Regions from separate parts of the Homo sapiens genome. Here region 1 is linked to region 2. A link is a loop called in an ENCODE intact Hi-C map of the cell type or tissue named here. Cell type or tissue: A673. All regions are shown on one strand. Links, peaks and the distances in the headings refer to the core of each region. The heading gives the core; the rest is flanking DNA.

Region 1 (2,500 bases), core at 1-2,500, 540 kb before region 2:
AGATCTCCAAAATTGAGGATTTGAACAGAGATCAGGCTACAAAAAATAAGATATAAAAGTCTATCAAAGCAATAGAAATCTCCAGCAGCCTCTTTTTATGAAAAACACTGACAGGATCTTCTCACAGGTTAGGCCTGAGACAGACCAGGAGGCATAGATAAAGTCAGTTGGCCATCCAAATATTAGTAGCATCACCATGTTGTAACAAGACTCTTTAAACATCATTCATCAACTTCCTGTCCACTATGACCAGTGCCACCTCTGGAGATTGTAAGTTAGGGTTTAAATGGTGATTGAATGACTGTGGGTAAGTTAGCTTATACACTTATTTAACAAATAATGCAGGCACTGTTCTAGGCACCCATAGGGATACAGTAGCAAACAAGACAAACAAGATTCCTATTCACATGGAACTTTTTCAACAATGTAAAAGATAGGATGGAACAGAAAAGTAGTATATGTGAGTATATGAATACTTGAGCTTGGGGATGGTAGTAGAGTGGTTTCGGGCAGAAGTAGAAATGTAGTTGGATATCCTTGAAAATTTTATCATACATATAGTTGGGTATGTATAGATAATAAAATTGTGATATCTTTATTTGAGTGCATTATATAAATTAATATTAAAGGTACTTTGTATAAAATATCCTTATTTCTTGAATTGTTAAACCAGCCAATCGGTGTTCTTACTTTAGTTATTAGCATTCTGTCAGACTTGTATAGTAATGATTAGTTACCCTTTATTGTACTTTTGGCATGCTTCCCATGTTTAATTTCATTGTAGGGGAAAGAACACATAGTTAAGGAAATTGCAAAGAGAGGGAAAAGTTAAAATAGGGAAAATAATGACATAGATTCAAAACTGATTTTAACTTATTGTTATAATAAGACTTTTGTGAGTAGAATGAAGAAGACTTATTTTTTAATTTGCATTTGAAATGTTTTATGTTCAGTCCCACAACTTTGAACTTGAAATTTCTTATTTCCTTCAGGTTGAAGATTATTTTCTTTAATGCCACAGGAAAAAAATGGCAAGCATACTTTGGAACGAGTATATAAAAATAAATTCTAAATATCTGTTAAGAAAACACGAAAATTGTTCAACAAATATATTATGAATGTCTTAAGTGTATATGCATATAATCTTAAACAATTTTCCCTTTGAAGTAATATTATTACTCATATTGTCTCTTGATAGAATATAGTTTTAGTATCTGCCCAAAGACATTGAACTAAAAATGTGTGTGAAAATGGCTAAGTTAAGTACAGACTTTGTTACATGCTGAACTGTGGAGTAAAGTGTCATTAGAAGGAGCAGAACTATGGACGGCTCCCCTATATTCCAGCATTACTCAGTTCCCAGATCCCTGCTGTGTAGTTGTTCCACTCGCCAAGAAGCCTGTTAAAGAGCCCCCAAGAGCATGTGTACAGCCCTCCATGTTAATAGTTAATTGGTGAGGATGGCAAGATGAGAGGACAGCCGAACATGTGGTCTCTCAGACTCAAGCAGTAGACAGACCTTTAGTTATAATAACAGCAGCTGCTCACATTCTCACAACTCAACTGTTCAAAACTCTGTTGTTGAATGAAGGAGGTTGTCGTGGATTGAAAGAAGAAAAAAAGAAAAGGTTACTTCTAAGAAAAGTAACTAAAACACTATATTTAAACTCTTCCTACATATTATTATAATTATAAGAATATTATTGCAACTTTTAAAAACTTTGGTGTAAATACCCATATTAAAGGTTATTATATTTTGGCTACACTCAGCATTGTGCTGCTTGTCCCCCTTTTACTGTTAGAAACAGAAATGTTTTTGTACCCTTTGAAACTTTTTAATGAGTTATCTTTTTCTTTTGCAAAGTGGTAACTTTAAAGCAGTTACAATAGGATACTGTTTGACTTCCATATCTAGCAAGATATGAAACAATAATTTGTTGTTCTGTAAATGGGAATTGGCTTACCACTAGCAAAATTTGTCATCCACCTCCAAATTATGCAAACATTTTGTGGCTTTTGAAAATAGGTAATTTTATTTTCAATTCCCAGTAACAGTTGTGTGCTTCAAGAAATGGTGACCAATAACACTTATTCTTTTTGGAAATAGAAACTTAGTTTTGTGCCTTATGATGATTTTATTAGTGAGGTGAAAAGAAAATAAATTTCCCCTTGTTTATGCATTTTTTAGTATAATCTGTGGCAAGTTGTTTTTGATTTGTATTTTTTAAGGCACTTTTACCTAAAACTGTCAGGAAATAAATATTGAAACACTTAAACTAATTAATAAAATTAGAAATGGAGAAAGTTGTCTTATACCATTCTCACAGCATTTTTTTCAAAAAGAAAATTTACTTATTATTGCTAATCTTTATTCAAGCTGTCATAGTCTGCACTTTTAAGGAATTTTAAAATATAAACAACAATAATGCAAGAATGAAAACTCCTTTGACATTCTGGATCATAGAATATGTCAGTATGTTTTTTTCATTGTATAATAATT
Region 2 (6,890 bases), core at 1,871-4,370:
CAATCGTTTCCCCAGAAAGCCATGGGAGACTCTGTGGGCTGGGCCCTCAGATTTGCAGGGCTGATTCCTGGCCAGCTTAGGTACCCTGTGACTCAGTTTCCTACCTGCTGAAGAACTGGAATGAGGCTGACAATCCCAAAATGAAAGGAGATGCCCAGTGGCAGGATCCCTGGTCCCAGATGCAGAGGCTAGGACTGGCTGGGAGGGCTGTGGCCGGCAATCAGGACGCTGGAGGCTCCGATGGTTTCTTCCCTTTCTGGGGCACTGCTGCCTCCTGCTGTCCTGCCTATTAAATCTCAGGTTTCTCCCTCCACCCGGCTAATCAATCACCACCACCCTCTCCCTGGAGACTTTTCCTTGTGTCACCCAGGGTGCCATCACACATCAGGTCCCTCTTCAAGTCTGATCTTAGGTTCTCACTCTACTCTATCCTGCTGTAAGGGAGGAGTCCTGAATTTGGATTCTGAAGGCTCAGGCTCAAGTCCAAGCTCTGCCACTCACTGTGTAACAAGGAATATATTTCTTCATCTTGATGAACTTTGCTTCCTCTTCTGAAAACAGAGATTGGGGAGGATGAAGTCTCTGTGAGGTCCAAGTGAGATCATGGGAAAACTCTGTAAACCAGAAGGCAGTCAACCAGAGGTTTAATTTTATTATTTACTTATTATTTATTGAAACAGGGTCTTACTCTATTGCCCAGGCTGGGTGCAGTGGTGTGATCACAGCTCCCTGCAGCCTCAACCTCCAGGGCTCAAGCAATCATCCCACCTCAGCCTCCTGAGTAGCTGGGACTACAAGAGATTGCCACCACACCCAGCTAATTTTTATTTATTTATTTATTTATTTATTTATTTATTTAGTAGACACAGGATCTCCCTATGTTGCCCAGGCTGGTCTTGAACTCCTGGGCTTGAGAGATGTTCCTGCTTCAATTTCCCAAAGTGTTGAGATTACAGGCATAAGCCAGCAAGGCCAGCCTTAAACCAGAGGTTTTAAATTTGCCTCTATCTCTCTCTTTTACTCTTTTAGCAGTGGAACCCTCTTTTCCAAATTAGATCTTAAGTGGAGCCCCAAAAAGGCAGAGCGTTCTGGTAGAAGCAGGGGCAGAGCCCCCAGCCCCTTGGCCACACCCTCCAGGTTCTGGTCCCTACCCCATTGCTGGAAAACCACTGCCCTTGAGGAATATTCACTATTAACTATTAGCAATCGAAAGTATTTTGAAAATAAAGCCCCATGCTATTACTGAAAACATGAATAAGAAGATTAGAAGACAGCCAAACAATGCCCTTCAAAATGTCTGTCCACCTCCTTTTCTTTTTTCTTTCCTTTTTTTTTTTTTTGTTTGAGACGGACTCTCTATCTGTCGCCCAGGCTGGAGTGCAGTGGTACGATCTCGGCTCACTACAACCTCCGCCTTCCGGGTTCACACCATTCTCCTGCCTCAGCCTCCCAAGTAACTGGGACTACAGGCGCCCGCCACCACGCCCAGCTAATTTTTTGTATTTTTAGTAGAGACGGGGTTTCACCATGTTAGCCAGGATGGTCTCTATCTCCTGACCTCGTGATCTGCCTGCCTCGGCCTCCCAAAGTGCTGGGATTACAGGCGTGAGTCACCGCGCCCAGCCCTTTTTCTTTTTTCTTTTCTTTTCTTTTTTTTTTTTTTTTTTTTGAGACAGGGTCTCATTCTGTCACCCAGGCTGGAGTGCAGAGGTACAATGGTGGTTCACAGCAGCCTGACTGCCTCAGCTCAGGTGATTCTCCTACCTCAGTCTCCCAGGGTAGCTGGGACTACAGGTATGTACCACTATGCCCGGCTAATTTTTTGTATTTTCTATAGAAACAGGGTTTCACCATGTTGCCCAGGCTGAACTCGAACTCCTGGGCTCAAGCAGTCTGCCCACCTTGGCATCCCAAAGTGCTAGGATTACGGACATGAGCCACCATGCCTGGCCTGACTCCCACCTCTTTAAACACAATTTTTTTTGCAACCTGGTATTCTTTAAGTTTTCCTTGCAATGACTCCTATTTCATTTGTCATATCACCCATTTTCTCCTTGTCTGATACTCATGGCTACTTATCTTTAAAAGTGGTATCTTATGTCCATTTCGTGACTCACCCCTACACACACTAACATGCATGCACACATACACACAATTAAGAGCTACCTAAAAGTATAAATTTCTTAAAACCATTCTACAAAAATGAAAAATGAGCTATAGATCCACTGGTAAGAATCCTTTTGAATCTCCCAACAATCTCTACCACCAGTCACATTGCCAAAAATGACCACAGACAATTGTCCCCATCTGACTAATGTCCTCATCGTCAAGAATGGGATTTGCTGGCAGGTTTGGATCTGACATGAGTTGCAACACCCTGATCAGCTCGTGGGGCCTAGGCCCTGTTTTAATTCAGAGCTGGTATTCCTGCAGGATTCCCCACTACCTTCCCCTTCACTCTGCCGGTTTCATTAGGCAATTCTTCCCGATCTAAACACTCACTGTATGGTAGGTTGCAAAGCCACAGTCCCTACCCCCAGCCCCAGAGAGGCCCAGAGGGAAAGTCAGCAGGTACAATTATAGCTTTCACATGTCCTTCTGGAAAGAGGAGTTAAGTGTTATTTTATATATTTTTCTCAGCACCGTGTCAGTGATTTTCTCGGGAAGCACAAGGCTCCTGCTCCCCCCGCCCACATACAATGAAAATTTTATGGAAAAGTTATCCAGAGGAAGGATGGCAACGTTTTGTTTTGTTTTTTCCTGAAAGCCATGTGGGCTATTTTCTACTGCATACTACTGTCAAGAGCGGAATCACAAATAAATCTAAGAAGCAAGGAGAGGGGTATAAAATATAAACAAGGAAGGAAAGAAAGAAGGGAGTTAGCGAAATAAAGAGAGCTCCACATTTATTAAGAAAAAAAAGAATAAATTGGTTTTTTTTTACAAGCGACAGAAATTGGCCTACAAAGGGCCTTTCCTACTTGCATCCCCAAAACCAACCCGCCAAGCTATGGGCATTCATGGCTCTCTTGTGCCCTCTAGTGGGCAAAGGTGGTCCATGTTTTTTCCTTGAGTGACAGCCAGAGTCTCTCATGCACTTGTCGGCCTTCTTATTACATCATGAATTTTGATAAGCCCATTAGCCAGCCAGGCAGCCAGGAGGAGGATGTCTTTCTCACTTGATGACTACACAATGAGGAGTAATATATTTTAATTTAAACACCATAAACCTATTGAGTGCTTAATTAACTTTAACCGTCTTTAGGGGAATGAAGCCAATTTGAGGGGGTCAAAAGGAGTTGTTTCAATATCAAACAGTTTTACATAGTCAATCCATTCATTCGGCCTACAGCTACTGATTAACACACAAAATTAACATGTTAGTAAAAATTCATATTCAGGCCTCTGGGGAAATTAAGATGCGCATGCACAGGGCATGATTAGCACAGCTATTGTTTTCTCCCAACAATATAATTTAATGGGTTTTTAGAATTACAGAAAGAGAGACTCGGTGCTGGTTTGAATTGATTATTTACCACAAAGCTTTGAAATATAGAAAAGATAGAAAACATCTCAAGCCAAAAAGGCCAGCGAACAGAGGCGGATGGGCTCAGAGCGAGTGTATCTCACTAAGGAGGTTGGCGGGATGAACTGATGGAGAGGCAGGCTGGGCATCCCAACTCGACATGAGCCAGGGCCAACGGGACCAAAGAGAGGATTTCTGGCTGCCTGGAAAAGCACAGTAAGGGCTGCCTGCCCAGGGAGGAGGAAATTATTTCATTTAATATGTAATCATATTATACATACAGTCTATTTCCCAGAAGTATCTAAGGCAGATTATGTTATTTAAACATACTAAAAATAATAAATTTTTAAAAGAATTTTTTTTAAAAAAAAAAAGATAGGGAGTCAATGAGAAAGAACAAAGAGCAACTGAGTAAGGCAGTTACCACATTCGCAAAGCAAATTTAGTTCTGAGCTTCCTGGCAGCCAAGGAAAAAGTGCCAAGTACACTAGGATATATGGTTCTCATTACCTGTTGCCTTCAAAGGGATGTATAAGTTTGACTGAATAGATGTGTTTCCTTCCTCATGCTAAATTTGAGAGCAACTGATTGTGTAGTTACTTACAGAAAGGTCACTGAGTAAAAGGACTGTCAATGTGTTTGTCTGTTTATTTATTTATTTATTTATTCTAAGACAGGGTCTTGCTCTGTCACCCAGGCTGGAGTGCAGTGGCATGATCTCAGCTCACTGCAGCCTCCGCCTCTTGGATTCAAGCAATTCTCATGCCTCAGCTTTCCGGGTAGCTGGGACTACAGGTGCCTGCCACCATGCCCAGCTAATTTTTGTATTTTTAGTAGAGATTGGGTTTCGTTATGTTGGACAGGCTGGTCTTGAACTCCTGGCTTCGAGTGACCCACCCTTCTTGGCCTCCCAAAGTGCTGGGATTACAGGCGTGAGCCAACACACCCACCCCTGTCAATGTGTTTAATGACAGCTTAGCAAAATATACAGAAATGTTCTTTAGAGCTTCTTTTGTCAGCACTCCATAACAGGCAAGCACAGAGGTTCAAGTTGAAACTCAAGAAAGCCATTTCTGTAGGGAGGTAAAATAATACTGTCTAGATATATATTTTTTGATAATCCTTCTTCAATCCCTATGGTAATGGTAATTTTAGGACCCAGACAATCAGGAAGCAAAGAGGACTTGGTCTCAAGATGGAATTCACAGGACTTGTACAAGAACCTCATAACTGGCCTGGTTGCCTTCAGTCTCTCCCTCTGTCCAAACCATCTATACATGGCCAAGAAGTGAATCCTCCTGTAACATTTACTTTAATTTCCCTGTATCTGCTCAAAGATCCTCCAATGCCTCCTCTCTCCCCACATGATCTATTTTCAGCCTCATCTCCCAACACCCCTGACACACCCTGCAGCCAACCATGAAGGTCTTTCCTCATGCCCTCCACATGCCTTGTTTAATCCCACCTCTGTTGCTCATGCCACCCCCCCATCCCACTCTGACCTACTTTTCCTCTGCTTTTCCACTTCTTCGAATCCTCCTTCCTCCTCCAAAATTTTCCCCTTCTTCTCAAAGACTAATTTTTCTATCTCAGCTACCTTTTTGTTGCTCCTGAGAAATAGCTTTTAAATTGCCTACAAGGTCATGTTCCTCCTCCTTAACATAGTAACCCAGACCCTCCAGGCTGTGGAACTCCCCCTTTTCCCCAGATTCTCCACCGATGTTCAGCCCTCCATGCTCTGTCCTTTGCCCACCCGTCCGCCTTGCTGTCTAGCCTCTGCTTTCGACCTGGCAAACTCCTTCCCAAGACTCAGTGCGCCTTAGACTTCTGGGAAGCTGTGTGCTGCCAGAGTGAGGCTCCTTCTGCCCTCTGCTCCCAAAGGCCCCTGCACACACCTCTTCCCTAAGCAGCCACAGTTTCCTGTGAATGTTGAGGTCAGCTTCTCCTCTGCCAGCTCCTTGGTAACAGGTGGGATGTTTTAGTGGCTTTTTCTTTTCTTAAATCTCCTGCGGCTGCTGGTGCGTGGCACTTAATAGGACTCGGCAGATGCCACAGAACTACTTCATCGGCTGATCCTCCACCAGCAGCACACCCACCAGGCTCACAGCGCCTGCGTGCCAGGGTGCCTGGGCTCCACTTCTCTGCATGCCTTCATGTGCCTCCTCAGCTGCCTACTGTTGTAGGAAGAACCTTCACTTCTCTGTGTCTGTCCACCTGGCTACCCACTCTCCAATCCCTTATCTCTTCTCTTGATGGCTTTTATTCGCCAAAAAAGCCTGGCAAAGAGGTACAGGGAAACCAGGTCCATGGGACTAGATACAGAAAAAGAGACTGATGGAGAGGACCCAGAGAACATAAGTGACATGGTCTCTTCCCTCAGAGATGCTTTGACTCTAACAGCCTCCAGTTACTTGGAGCCAGAGAAGGCCCAAGGTCAAAAGGTGCTAAAGCCTGGTCCTTTAGCCAAACAAGCAAACCAGGTGACTCAGGTGACTCTACCAGGCTCATGTCAAAGTGATGGAGACAGGGATCCAGTTGGCTCCAGCCCAGGAAATAGGGTTGGGACTCCCAAACAGAAGCGCCGAGGGTCTGGGAACTGAGGCCATGTCAGGATCACTTTTGGGGCAGACTAGCAAGGCACAGGACATTTCACGGTGGCCTCACAGGCTGGGACCAGGCTGGACTATGTCATCAGCAAGTTGTTGCCCCCACAACTCTGGCCTGCCTCTCCTCCTCCTGACTCTTGTTCTCCATTAACCATTTGGTGTCCACTTTTTTGTTTTTGAGACGGAGTCTCGCTCTGTCACCCAGGCTGGAGTGCAATGGCGCGATCTTGGCTCACTGCAACCTCTGCCTCCCGGGTTCAAGTGATTCTCCTGTCTCAGCCTCTTGAGTAGCTGGGACTACAGGCATGTGCCACCACACCCAGCTAATTTTTGTGTCTTTAGTAGAGACAGGGTTTCACTATGTCACTATGTTGGCCAGACTGGTCTCAAACTCCTGACCTCAGGTGATCCACCTGCCTGGGCCTCCAAAAGTGCTGGGATTACAAGCTTGAGCCACTGCACCCGGCCTGGTGTCCACTCTTTTTCCACAGGATTCAGTAGATGCAAACACTTCAAGCCAAATATGTTCATAAGAAAGTCTCTCTGCTACTGGCTGAGGGGAATGTGAGCAAAAGCTTCTCATAAGCACACACTGAATTCTGTCTTCGATCTGTCTGCTGGGTTCATTTTATTGAGAACATGACTTCCCCAAACAATCTGACAGACGTGGCCAATCCTATCCTGTCATGCCTTGGGGGTTTGTACTCTGATCCCTCCCTCCTCCTCTTTACTGCACTCCTTCATTACAGAATAAGTAC

The links. A loop is a pair of places that touch in the nucleus more often than their neighbours do. Peaks named below come from ENCODE experiments on the same cell type or tissue, not always from the same donor. Only the 100,000 strongest peaks of a DNase experiment are listed, where the experiment ranks them.
Region 1: it touches region 2 in a loop (10-fold over the local background); 13 of 110 quality-filtered maps call a loop at or near these places.

The regions. Positions count from the first base shown.
Region 1 is chr11:31,635,768-31,638,267 of GRCh38, forward strand. The region is part of intron 7 of ELP4 (elongator acetyltransferase complex subunit 4); the gene reads left to right. Among named protein-coding and RNA genes, the nearest start is that of ELP4, 130 kb to the left of the region's middle. In A673, for the core only: no CTCF peak of the experiment used is centred there; a DNase peak (open chromatin) is centred at 1,384.
Region 2 is chr11:32,173,354-32,180,243 of GRCh38, forward strand. No RefSeq gene overlaps it. Among named protein-coding and RNA genes, the nearest start is that of SNORA88, 33 kb to the left of the region's middle. RefSeq lists enhancers at 2,137-4,086, 2,591-3,835. In A673, for the core only: a CTCF peak has its summit at 3,037 (motif pointing left); a DNase peak (open chromatin) is centred at 3,048; H3K27me3 peaks cover 333 bases.